Regions from separate parts of the Mus musculus genome. Here region 1 is linked to region 2. The links are chromatin contacts, found by Hi-C in ENCODE. All regions are on one chromosome and are shown on one strand. Each heading gives the region's core, a stretch centred on a gene start or an enhancer-like site at or near the end of the contact. The rest is flanking DNA. Distances are from core to core; before and after follow the strand shown.

Evidence for each region. A loop is a pair of places that touch in the nucleus more often than their neighbours do.
Region 1: a loop to region 2 is called in a map of T-helper 17 cell, with 3 times the contacts of the local background. The contact joins the promoter of Sft2d2 here to the enhancer-like site in region 2. A Hi-C loop is called at or near these places in 1 of 37 maps with a recorded cell type or tissue (T-helper 17 cell).

Annotation. Positions count from the first base shown.
Region 1 is chr1:165,190,680-165,196,752 of GRCm38, reverse strand. Sft2d2 (SFT2 domain containing 2) reads left to right here and starts at 2,320. Exons shown (of 8, transcript NM_145512.4): 1 at 2,320-2,513. The coding sequence starts at 2,451.
Region 2 is chr1:164,986,054-164,992,667 of GRCm38, reverse strand. No RefSeq gene overlaps it. Among named protein-coding and RNA genes, the nearest start is that of 1700029M03Rik, 28 kb to the right of the region's middle. Within about 2 kb of position 4,326, at least 1 of the 3 ENCODE cell types and tissues checked has a DNase peak (open chromatin) inside an H3K27ac peak, as active enhancers do.

The DNA.
Region 1 (6,073 bases), core at 1,071-3,570, 210 kb before region 2:
GAAAAAAAAAGAAAAAGAAGAAAAAAAAAGAAAAAGAAGAAGAAGAAGAAGAAGAAGAAGAAGAAGAAGAAGAAGAAGAAGAAGAAGAAGAAGAAGAAGAAGAAGAAGAAGAAGAAATTTCCTGGGTGGAGAGATGGCTCAGCAGTTAAAAGCACGGCTCTTCCAGAGGTCCTGAGTTCAATTCCTAGCAACCATCTATAGTGAGATCTGGTGCCCTCTGCTGGTGTGCAGGTGTACATTCAGACAGAGCACTCACATACATAAAATAAATAAATAAATCTTTTAAAAATTCCTAACATATAGGTGGAACAACATTATGAACTAACCAGTACCCTGGAGCTCTTGACTCTAGCTGCATATGTATCAAAAGATGGCCTAGATGGCCATCAATGGAAAGAGAGGCCCATTGGACTTGCAAACTTTATATGTCCCAGTACAGGGGAACGCCAGGGCCAAAAAGTGGGAGTGGGTGGGTAGGGGAGTGGGGGGGGGGAGGGTATGGGGGACTTTTGGGATAGCATTGGAAATGTAAATGAGGAAAATACCTAATAAAAATATTTTTAAAAATTCCTAACATTCATTCATATTCATATGGAAGATAAAGGTAAGAAGTATAGCTAATATTTAACACATGCTAATAAATTAAATTGCTAAATAATAATAGTAATAATAATAATAATAATAATGGAGTTGAAAGTTTATGCCTTTTGGAACTGCAATTTTGACAGAGGTGCTTTTTGTAATCCAGAGATGCTGGTGTTCTGTGCTTTAGCATCAGTATCATGAATCTTGTGAGTTCTGCCTAAACCTCCATGTAGAGACATTTAAGAACAATGTCACATGATCCAATATCCCTCAACCTTTGTGTGCTCTGTTATGAACACTACTGATCTGAGTGTCTCTTAACCACTGAGTCATCTCTCCAACCCGAGAGTTCTACATCTTGATCTAAAGACAGCAGGAGACTATGTACCACAGTAGGCAGAGCTTGAGCATAGGAGCCGTCAAAGCATAGGAGACCTTCCCCCACAGTGACACACTTCCTCTAACAAGGCCACAACTACTCCAACAAGACCACACCTCCTAGTAGTACCATTCCCTATGGGCCAAGTGTTTACACATGAGCCTGTGGGGGCCAGTTCTATCACCTCACCACAGGTGGCTGGAAAAGCCATCAGGCTAGGAGAGAACAAGGACAGCTTCTACTAAATGCTATTTAAATTCCCCTCTGCTCCAGACCTGTCTATACAGTCATGCTTGCTTTCCACAGTCACGTTTGGAAGCCATTGTGCTCACTCTACAGAGGAAATCAGCTGGGGACCAGAAAGGCTAAGGAGCTTCTAGCTCAAGGCCTCCTAAGTGGCAAATGACAGAGCTAGAGTGGATCTTTCAGGACACAGCCTTTGCACTGTGCTCTGATGTTTGACGTCTTACAGAGAGGTGTAAGGACTCACTGGAAAATGTGGCAGGTAAGAGGAGTCCCTGCAGAGGCAGCAGCAGCTGGTCTTATGTTTTTATGTTTTTATACAAGTGAAGAAGGACGCTGGAGACCTCACATGAAAATATGTGGGAGGTAAAGTGACCTAGGGGGTGTTTCTGAAGTTCCTCTGTGGTCTCCTTTCCCTTTTTTGGGAAGCAGGGACAGTGGTGGAAACTGAACCCAAAGCCTTGCATATGCTAGGCAAGCATTCTCTCACTGAGCTACACCTTGGTCTCAGTGCCTTTTCTGAACTAGTTTAATCTTAACATAGGTGTTCCAGATATCTCTGGCCACCAGTGTGCAAGGTGAGCAAATTTCTGTCCTGTCTGGAAGAGCCCATGACTTCATATGGATTCTGCTTCATAGCCTCAGTAGTGCTGCAGACTGATTGAAGTAAAGCATTTACCAAACACGAAAATATTGATTCTTCTCACCACTTGCCATCTGTTCAGGTGTTGCCCAAGTCATATCTCCCGAGCCATTTCCCCTAGGGATGACGTAGGAATTGCTGCTTTTAAGAATACACAGGGTTGTACTGCTCCAGCCTGTTGCACACTGATTTGTTCTACTTAACGTGGGAAATATATATTTTTATAGATCTGCGGTGTACAACCACCAGCGGATTAACTTCAGCATCCATGGGTAAGTTTGCGAAAGGCCTGCGTTGTTCCAGGCCCTGGCACATGGTGGTGCTGGGCGCTGGAACGAATCCGTGAAGCCCGGGCGCGCAGCCAGCTTCCGGGTTAGGTATCGCCTGGCCGACTTCACCCCGACTCTCTCGGCCCCGCCCCGGGTGACCCCAAGGAGCTCGTTCAGGGGGCGTGGCTGGCGCGGGGCATGCCGGGCGGGCAGGTGGGCAGGTGCCTGGGCGGGGCGCGCCGTGGTTGGCAGCGGGCGGAGGGGCGGCGGCTGCGCACCCCGAAGAGTGGTAGGCGGAGCGAACGCCAAAGGCGGCGGTCGGGACCCTGACATGGACAAGCTGAAGAAAGTTCTGAGCGGCCAGGACACCGAGGACCGCAGCGGTCTGTCCGAGGTGCGTGCACCGGGGGAGTTGGCATTTCTTGGACAGCTGCCCTGCTGTCCTCCGGCCCGCCGCGCCGAGCTCTGCCGGGACACAGCCACAGGTGGCAGCGCGAGCTTTGTGGAAGGCGTGGCTCCCGAACCCTCTCCAACCTTCCCTCCGAAGGGCTTGAGGCTCTGAAGCAAGACCTCAGAAATCTGTGGAGTGGGAGTGTGGATCCCGGGGCCTCCTGGAATCCGGGCCCCGAGCCCCATCCCAGCCGGACCGGCCAGGGAGAGAGAGCCCTTTGGAGTTGGGCGAGGCCGGCGGCCTTCGTGGAAGGATCCACCGCCGGATCGCGGACTAGTTTAGGTTGTGGGGTGTGAGAGCCAGACCTTATGCGTTCTGCTTTGTAATTGTAAAACTCCGTGAACGCCTGATAACAGGGACTTACCAGGTCTCCGAATCTCCAGGGCTACTTTCTAAACTATAGATTCTCACCACGCTCGGAGACTGCCAGTGTGTTTGTTTTGTTAGTAGGGCTTTGATGGCTCTGAAACTTGACCACAAAAGTCCTGTGCTCCAGAGCCACTCAGAATGTCATATTTTGGGTGCTTTGGAAGTTTGTTTACATTTCCTTTCTTGATTGAAGACAGAATTACGTTTTACTTGATGTATCCTTAGCCCCGGTTTCCCCTTCTGAGAAAGAAGGGTGTTGAACGAGATGCAATAGCCCCTTTTCCTTGGAAATTGGAGTTCCTCTTTAGTGTTTACTTGACTTTCTTGTGGTTTCCCCAACATTCTGCGCTCACTTCTGTGGTTGATTTTGTTCTGAGTTTTGTCTTTGCAAAAAAACAAAACAAAACACAACTGCATCTCAAAGAGAATAAATTATTTTGAAGCCAAATACGAGTGACCATGGCCCCAGGACAGATTCAGGTTTCTGCAAACTCAGTGTTCCAACATGATAACAGTTTGATAAGTTCTTAGAGTAACAGAACAAATTAACAAATTAAGGTACTTTTCAGAAGCATTAGTGGAAGCGGTAAGCAGGCAGTTAGGGCAGTGTGGAGGAATCTCAGCTGTGGCTCCCAGAGGCTGCCTGATAGCATTCGAAAACCTTGTTAAGATAATAAATTCCAAGGTGTTTTTCCCTAGCAGTTTCCGGGAGGTTAGTCACTGTTACATCAGACACAGGTGGGCAAGAAAGAACTGCTTCCTGGGGACTAAAGATAACCCAAGGGCAGTTGCAATTAGGCTCAGTAGCTGCAACTTTCCAATCTCTGCATGATCGTTAAAATTCAAATTAGTGATTTTCATGTTTTAATTTTTTCATTTTTAAAAAAAATTTCTGGCTTCTTGTGAACTTTCATATGAGAAGCTCCCTCCCCCCCACAAAAAGCCCCAAGATTTAGTTGACCGTCGCTGTCATGTAAAGATAAGCTCTGTAGAAGGAACAGGCTGTTGTACAAAGTTGGGGTCTTAAAGGAGACTGGCGGAGGGTACGGTGTTGACAGTGAGGTGGTGGTCATCTTCGGGAGTGAATAGTGTAGCGCCATTTGAAAACAAACTGCCTAGTTGTCCCCCCACCCCTTCCTAAATGGAAGGGCTTTGATCTCCACTTACACTTAGGCATATGTTACATCTATTTTAAAAAGACTGTGGCTTCACTCTTGTTTGAAAATATTCTCAGCGGGGCAGTGGTGGTGCATGCCTTTAATCCCAGCACTCTCGGATTTCTGAGTTCGGGGCCAGCCTGGTCTACAAAGTGAGTTCCAGGACAGCCAGGCTACGCAGAGAAACCCTGTCTCGAAAAACCAAAAAAAAAAAAAAAAAAAAAAAAAAAAAAAGAAAGGAAATATTCTGTTTCCTCTTTCTTAGTGCGATTCCTGTTGTGCATCATTGTGTGGCATTTCCAGGGCTTGAACCCCAGGAAATAGTCTGTAGCCAATAGGGTTCCTCTTGGGGATGTTTTGGCTTGGTAATCACCTACTAGGGCCTGCCTCCCTTTAAGTACTCATTAGTGTGGTCACACTTTCCATGGTTTTGAGCCTGGAAAAACTGAAGGCTCCTGTGGTTCTGTGGTTAAATTCCGTCTTCAAGTCTTTTTCAGTTATATAACCTGTAAGAGGTTCCCAGAAAAGTTAAAAAATTTTTTTTCTAATTTATTTTAGTTGCCAACCGAAAAAGTGTGAGTACTTCTGTCTTCTGTCCCTCCTCGGTAGCTGTAAAGTTGGCAGGACTCATACACACGAACAGCCTTACGATCCGAGTCTTCTGACACTCGTCTTCCTAATCACATTCAAGGCCTGGTTTCAGTGGAGTCCTTTCTGGAAGAATAGGCTTTCTGTTTTCTGGAAGGGTTCTTGGGACAAGGAAGGTCGGAGGGTGTCTGATCATACCTCTCAGGGATAAAACAGCGTTCCTCTCTTACCGGCTGCCAGTCTCGCCTCCCTGGGCAGTCCTGAACTATAGCTCTTGGCAGGAGTCTCTCTTCCTTCTGCATCCTGGAGTCAAAAGAACCTTTGTGCATGACCGCCAGTCCGACAGCTTGTGATTACGTTCCCTACGCGTTCTATCTAGGTACTATTTTAGCCGTTTTGATTTTTGAAAAAGCTCTGTGCTAGCAGGGTTGCCAGAAACAACAGCTTAGAGAGAGGTTTTTTCCATCAAGTGAATTCGCTTTCAAAAATTGACAAAAAGTACTTTCCTTTCACGGAGTCTACTTAGAAGAAGTGGAACAAAAGCTTTATCCTCTTCCCCTGACGGAACACAGATAGAGTGGGAAACATGGTGGTGAATTATCCCTGTTCCCTATCCTGTGCCCTGTCCCCACTAAAGAACAGGTTGCATTTGGACGATCGTTTAGGTTGTTTTGAGACTTTGTTGAGCCTAAGTGTTACTCTTGTCTGACGGTAGAAAGCAGAGCCATACTTTTTGGCAGAAATGCTTTCTCTTGCCGGTGATTTTATTTTATTTAATTTGTATTTTTTTTCTAGACAGGGTTTCTCTCTGTATCCCTGGCTGTTTTAGGACTTGCTCTATAGAGCAGGCTGGCCTCGAACTGAGAGATCCGTCTGCCTCTGCCTCCTGATGGGATTGCTTGCTGCTACCACCACCACCACCACCACCCCTACTGTCCATTTAAAGGGCCACTGCTAGTCTCCAAGTCAGTTGGGAATCAAACTGTGGTCTCCCACATGACAGGTGGGGGTACTCATCACTATGGTAACAGGATGACTCATGTCGGTGATTTTAATGTCTTCAGAGGCATGACTGTCACTGTCTTGCTTAGATTCTGGAATGTTATGAGTGCCAAGGCGAGTTCAACGTTGATACTTTTCAGTTTATCCCTAAACAGAAAAAGGTTCAACTTCCTGGGTGTGGGTGTGGGTGTGGATGCTGGTGATGCTCAGATGCTCATTCACTCCTCTGAAACTCCTCCTCTCCTTATACGGCGTGGCTGTTTCCACCATGCAGGACTGGGAAGAGTGGGCGCTGTTCCTTTCCTTCTGCTCTTGGTGGGAGAGTAATTACATGAGTTAGTCAGAAGAGGTCTAACTTGATTGTCTAGGGCCCTGTCAAGCCTGGTA
Region 2 (6,614 bases), core at 3,077-5,576:
AGAACATTTTTTAGAAGTCTTTTTACCTAGATTTCACCATCTTGTCTGCCCGTCTGTGTGTCTGACTACTTGCCTATCATCCATAGAGAAGCTTCCAGTCATTTCAAGGAAACTGGCTTGCTTCCTGTAGTGACATCCATATAGGTAAAGTTCAGGACTCTAGACATGGCTTAAAGATGTGAATGAGTTTTCTAGTGAGGTTCCTTTTACCTCTTTCTTTCTTAGTGTGTATGTGTGTGTACATGTTCAGTGTGTATGCGCATGTGTGTACTTGAATGTGTGGAGGCCAGAGGTGATGTTGAGTGTTTTCCTCAATATCTCTGACTCAGTTAGCCTGATGAGTCAATCAGCCCTGGTGATCTTCCTGCCTCTGCCTTCCCAGTGTTGGGATTAATGGTGCATGCTACCACATCCTGGTTTTGTTTGTTTGTTTGTTCATTTTTTAAAAATACTATTCCAGTTTCCTTTCTGTTGCTGTGACAAAAACCTGACCAAAAGGAATTTAGGACAGAAAAGTTTTTATTTTGGCTTCTACATCCAGGTCATAGACCTGAAGCAGGAACCATGGAAAAGCACTGCTTAGTCTTATGCTCAGGTACCTTTCTTATACAGCCTAGCATCGCCTGCCTAGGGTTTGATACCACCCATGGTGGGCTGTGCATATATATGTGCTATAACTATTAGCAATTGAGAAAACACCTCATAAACACCCCTACAGGTCAGTTTGATTGAGACAATTATTCAACAAAATTATTCTTTCCAGATGACTCTAAATTGCATCAAGTTGACAATAAAAACCATCCAGGACATTTTGGGTGATGAGGCTCCAACTGTGGTTCTCATGCTTGCATGGCCAGTACATCACTGACTGATCATCTCTCCAGCCCCAAACCTTCCTATTCCCTTCTTTCTCAGTTTTCAGATTTTTTTTTTTAAATCTTCTTTTAGCCAGGCGTGGTGGCACACACCTTTAATCTCAGCACTTGGGAGGTGCTTCTCTGCCATTCAGTATTCCTCAGGTGAGAATTCTTTGTTTAGCTCTGAGCCCCATTTTTAATGGGGTTATTTGATTTTCTGGAGTCCACCTTCTTGAGTTCTTTATATATATTGCATATTAGTCCCCTATCTGATTTAGGATAGGTAAAGATCCTTTCCCAATTTGTTGGTGGCCTTTTTGGCTTATTGATGGTGTCTTTTGCCTTATAGAAACTTTGCAATTTTATGAGGTCTCATTTGTCGATTCTTGATCTTACAGCACAAGCCATTGTTGTTCTATTCAGGAATTTTTCCCCTGTGCCCATATCTTCGAGGCTTTTCCCCACTTTCTCCTCTATAAGTTTCACTGTCTCTGGTTTTATTGGAGTTCCTTGATCCACTTAGATTTGACCTTAGTACAAGGAGATAGGAATGGATCAATTCACATTCTTCTACATGATAACAGCCAGTTGTGCCAGCACCATTTGTTGAAAATGCTGTCTTTTTTCCACTGGATGGTTTTAGCTCCCTTGTCAAAGATCCAGTGACCATAGGTGTGTGGGTTTATTTCTGGGTCTTCAATTCTATTCCATTGGTCTACTTGTCTGTCGCTATACCAGTACCATGTAGTTTTTATCACAATTGCTCTGTAGTTCAGGCATGGTGATTCCACCAGAGGTTCTAACATTGTTCTTATATAACACTTTCTATATGTCAGGCACAACTATGTGGGTCTCTTGAGCAACACACACGATCCTAACTATTTTATTGTACATGACATTTAAAGAATTGAAGGTAAGGATTTGTTTAAAAAGCTTCTCAGAGTCTCCTAGCCAACAAGACCAGGCCTCAAATCCTAGCAGCCAGATCCCTGTCTCTGTGTTCTTTATCAACTCACTAAGCTGTCTCATTAAATGGAATGAACATCAACTTTAAAAGTTGGGTTAAACTTCTGGCTTTGTTCCTTAGGGTTCTTGTGATCTCAGTGGAGTAGGAGTGGCCTGGGCCTCCATTTACTGTCTTTTAAGCAGGGTGAGCAAATCCCTCCTGAACATGGTTCCAGAAGGACAGAATGAGTATGCATTGTAGCATGCTCGATTCTCATTCTCCCTTTCACATAGAGCAGGATAAGAGAGGTCATCCCAAGGCTTGCTACAGTCCCCGTGAGCCCCATTGTTGACTTTGGGTGTGCCATCTGGTTATTATCACCCAGACAGTAACTCCACCAGAAATCACTTTCTCAAATGTACCCAGCAGAGAACTGGCCCCAGCTCCTTACCACAGCACCACTGCTATGTCTAAGTCACTTCAGAGGAAGAGCTGGCATTTTCCACCCACTTGCTCCCAGACCAATTTGGTGTACTGCTGAAGCCAGCATAGTGAGCACACCTTTAATCCTAGCACCCTGAAGGCAGAGGCAGGTGGATCTCTGAGGCCTTCCTGGTCTACAGGATGAGTTGCAGGACGCTCAGGGCTACACAGAAATACCCTGATCACAAACGAACAACAGAACACACAAACAACAAAAGACAGAGTGCCCCAGTGCCTGGAAAGCCCAATCTGTTAAGTCTTACTGCATTTTTACTAGCTATTTTCCTTTCTGTTTGTCATGTACATGACACCTTCAGCAGCAGAGAGATTTGGCTGGGGGTGGTAGCAGGCCAGGGAGGGGGTGTAGTGGCCTGGGTCTTTTCAGCTGGAAAGCCCAGCACAGACCAAGGTGAGGCACAGTCATCTCTCCCCAGCTCATGGCTCAGGGTACTGCTCAGCACAGTGATGGCTCTCAGAGCCTACGCTCAAGTTTTACTTCTCTGGGTTTTACAACTTCTTAAAGAAATGCTACAGATATATATATACACACACACATACATATACATATATTTAAAACTCTAAAGGCCAAGTTCAAGTCCCAGGGTGTCTCTGTGGAGTTTCCCCGTTCCTCTTTAACATAAACAACTCATTTGACTCCACTGTGTGCTGCTTGATTTTCAGTTCTTCACCTGACTGTTAGGGCTGTCAGTCACAAGCTCTTTTTCCAGTCTTTGCTGAAGACAAGATCTTTCACTGTTACATGGCTGATTAATGTTACTCTATGACTATAAAGGGGAATGTATGTGTCTGCCTGTCATTGTGCTTTCTTGTAATTAGTGTTGTTCCAGAACTTTCTGTTTATTTCAGAGACACTTCACTAGGCACTTCCGGTGATGTTCAATGCATTGGATTTGAGTTTCCTTGATGGTCTTTTTCTCCCATTTCATCAAACATGAAGACGATCTTGCAGAAGGAACAAAATGGGGAGCAGATAGATTTTCATTTGTTGCTAAAAAATGCACTGCAGTGACCCTGGGCCAATGGCTCACTATCTACAGTCTTAGTTTTCTGTCAGTAAATGAGACAATGATATGCAGACTTCAGCTCACATAACACTTTTGTATGAGCTGGAAACTCAATACTTTTGGCCTGTGCGACTGTAGCTTGGCAAACTGAATGTGGGTTTGATTTGACTCTCTTGTTGGCTCCCTCAGCTGGCACATCCTGCAAGATCATTCCAGGCAGCCCTTAAAGGACCTTCCTCACAGGGCTGGCATGAGGCTCTATGGGGCTGGTTATGGGAAGAACCATGCCACTTAGACTGCACACCCATTTTTCCTCTTGCTCTATCACTCTATCTGCTTCTGCTTATCCCAAGTTCTTCAGCCTACACTGGAGAACATCACAGACAACACAGAATCATTACCAAAGCACTCCCTGGGTCCCCTTTTGTATCCCTCCTTCTAGAGCCTTTCTTCCCCTGTTCTCGAAAGAAGTTGATCTCAGCAGTAGAAACATCATCTTTTAATTAGAGACTAACAGATCTCGGATCATAGAGAGTTGATGTATATTAACACATGCATTTTAACACACAGGTATGTGTTAATATACAAACATGTTAATACACACGGGAGATTATTGGAAAATATAGACTAATTTCCTGGCCACAGGGGGTCTTGCTTTTTCTGAGACATAAGGCAGAACCAGAGATCCTCAGAAGGGCTGTTATATTACTGGATACAAAAGGGGCTCCTAGTACCATTAGACACACACAGCATTTTTATAATCCTACCCATAACAGACAAAAATAAACCAACATGCTTTAAACCAAGGAATACACATATACCATTTCCTTTGTATGTTTAATCCTGAGGCCTACACAGGCCTGATTTGTGGTTTGTGTTCCTCCCTCCCCTTTCCTAAGAGAACATTTAGGATTGTTCACACGTCCTAAAGCCCTCATTTGCATAATTTAGCAGAACAGAGCGTGGGAGGAGAGCAAATGCTAATTTCATTCTAGAGACTTGATGTGCCCTGGATCCCAAGCAGGTGCCACAGAGAAGCACATGGTGACCGAGGTTTCAACATGCTAGGATTTCCCAGCCTCAGCAGAATCTTGGCTTGGTGGCTTTAGAGGATAGCTAGTGGAGGAGACTGTAGAATCTTCTCCTATGGTGACAGATATAGGTTAGAGAACTGGAATTTTAGATGTTGAGTAGCCCAGAGGACAAAGTAAATTGAGATCAGAGCTCAGTCTTACTCATTGTGGTTAAATTTGGATTATATTCTTGTTAGTCTTTTGTCAGCATAATAATGACTAAGTGCTGGGTCAGGAAGGTAGGTGGCCTATATCTGTATTTTTTTTTACCATAGACCTCTTGCTGTAAGAACAAGGGCCAATTATATTTTGACATCAGAGATTCCTTTTCAGTAAAGTGTGGGTAGCTATGGTACCCACTTCATCAGATTAAGAGAAGGACCGGATGAAATGATGGTGTTCTAGAGCATGCTGAAGAAATATTCATAGGTGTTAGCCGGCTAGTGCTTCAGAACTGATGGGGACAGGCAAAGGGATTCTCTTCTGACCTGAGGAAACCGTTTCATTTGAAACGCAGTATTTTGTTAAATGTGTTGTTTGGCATTGTGGAGAGTCCTTGGCATGGCAGTATTGCTGGGGTGTAAGTTTGTGGATCTAATTCAAGTCTTTAGTCTTGAATCCAGAGACCTGGCAAGTAGCACTGATTCTGTCTTTACTAGACTAAAACTCTGGGCACTTCATCTAATAAGAAGTCTTTACCTCAGTTCCCTAATCTGTAAAGCAAAAGGATTGGTGAGATTAGCTTAGATTCTTTCCAGCCATAAAGCTGCAGGGTTGTTTGTTTTTTGTTTTGTTTTGTTTTGTTTTTTAATGTTTGTTTCCACTCAGTGTTTTTGGCTCAAGAAAAAGGTCAACTTGAGTTCAGAGGAAGGTTTTTGTGTCTTGGTCAGAGCTGGAAGTCCTGGTTGTGGTGCTTCTCGACTTGGATCATATTTGTTTCAGTAAATTGAAATGGAGTAAATTGAGGCAGCGAAGTTAAAGGTTCTATTAGCTTAAGCTTGTACATCTTTGCCTAAGGCTTGCCAGGCAGTCAGACGAGTGTTGCGACTCATTCTGTACCAAAGCTGGAAGCCTGGGTGCATGTCCTTACTGTTACCTTGCCTCTCTTGTTTCCTAGCTCCCTGCGAGTTCTAAGCATTAGAGAGCCAATTCCAGTCATTTAATCTGACTTGAAACTTCATTATTTGGAACATTGCATTAGTGATACTTAATCTCCATTCTGAAGGCCCTGGTGTTTAGTCTGAGGAAATAAAACTAGTCTGTGTGAAAAGTAATCCATACATAAGAATTTCCTATAAAACAGAAATGATGTACTGAGTATGTGAGTAGGGTGAACTAGACATAGCCTGTGAGGCCCGTGAGTCATTTATGATTAGAAACTTCTCCACTCCAGTCAACTAGTCCCCAGAGAAGCCATGACCATATTTAGATTTGTGAAGAGGTGAGTGGTGTTTGATCTTGTTTTGCAGTGTAAGGTTACTCCAGAGGAAGACATTGCACGCAGCACTAATATGTGTCTTTCTAAGCCCTTCCCCTGGGCAATGCCAAATGATCTATTCCAAGTTCCCACTAAGAGCCAATTAGGCTAAAACTGGCAGCCCAGAAACCACGAAGTTGATTGTGAGGTGTATTAGGGATCATTCATTCCTCTTGGATTCCAGATTGAATTAGTTTTCTTTCTTCTTGCTGTGATAAAGGATTGGACCAAAATACCTTAAGAAATGAGGAGTGTATTTTGGCTCACAGTCAAGAGGGACAGAGTCCATCGTGACAGGGAAAGCATGGCAGCAATGGAGGGAGGTGATTGGTGACACTGAGTCCTCAGTCAGGAAGCTGAGAGGGATGGATGAGGGTGCCCCACTTGTATCTTCTTATTTCTTCAACTGAAATTCCAGCCAATGGGATGCTGCTGCCGACACTCATTGTAGGTCTTCCTTCTTCAGCTAAATCTCTCTGAAAATGCCTTTATAGATGTGGAGAGCCGTGCCGTGAGCAATCGCCATTATAAGATGGCGCTGGCTTCCACTGCGCCTAACTAGTAAACAAGTCTTATGCGCAAGTGCAAGAGTAAATCCACACCCAGTCACTGCCCATATCGGGGCGTAGTAATGGGGTGATGGGTGAGCAACTAATCAGGTGCTGTGCTGTCACGCCACATCAGGTGCTGAAACGTCACGCTGCGGGCTATCTAAGCAGCACCATTTTCCAGGTTTGGGGTCTTCCTTATGTT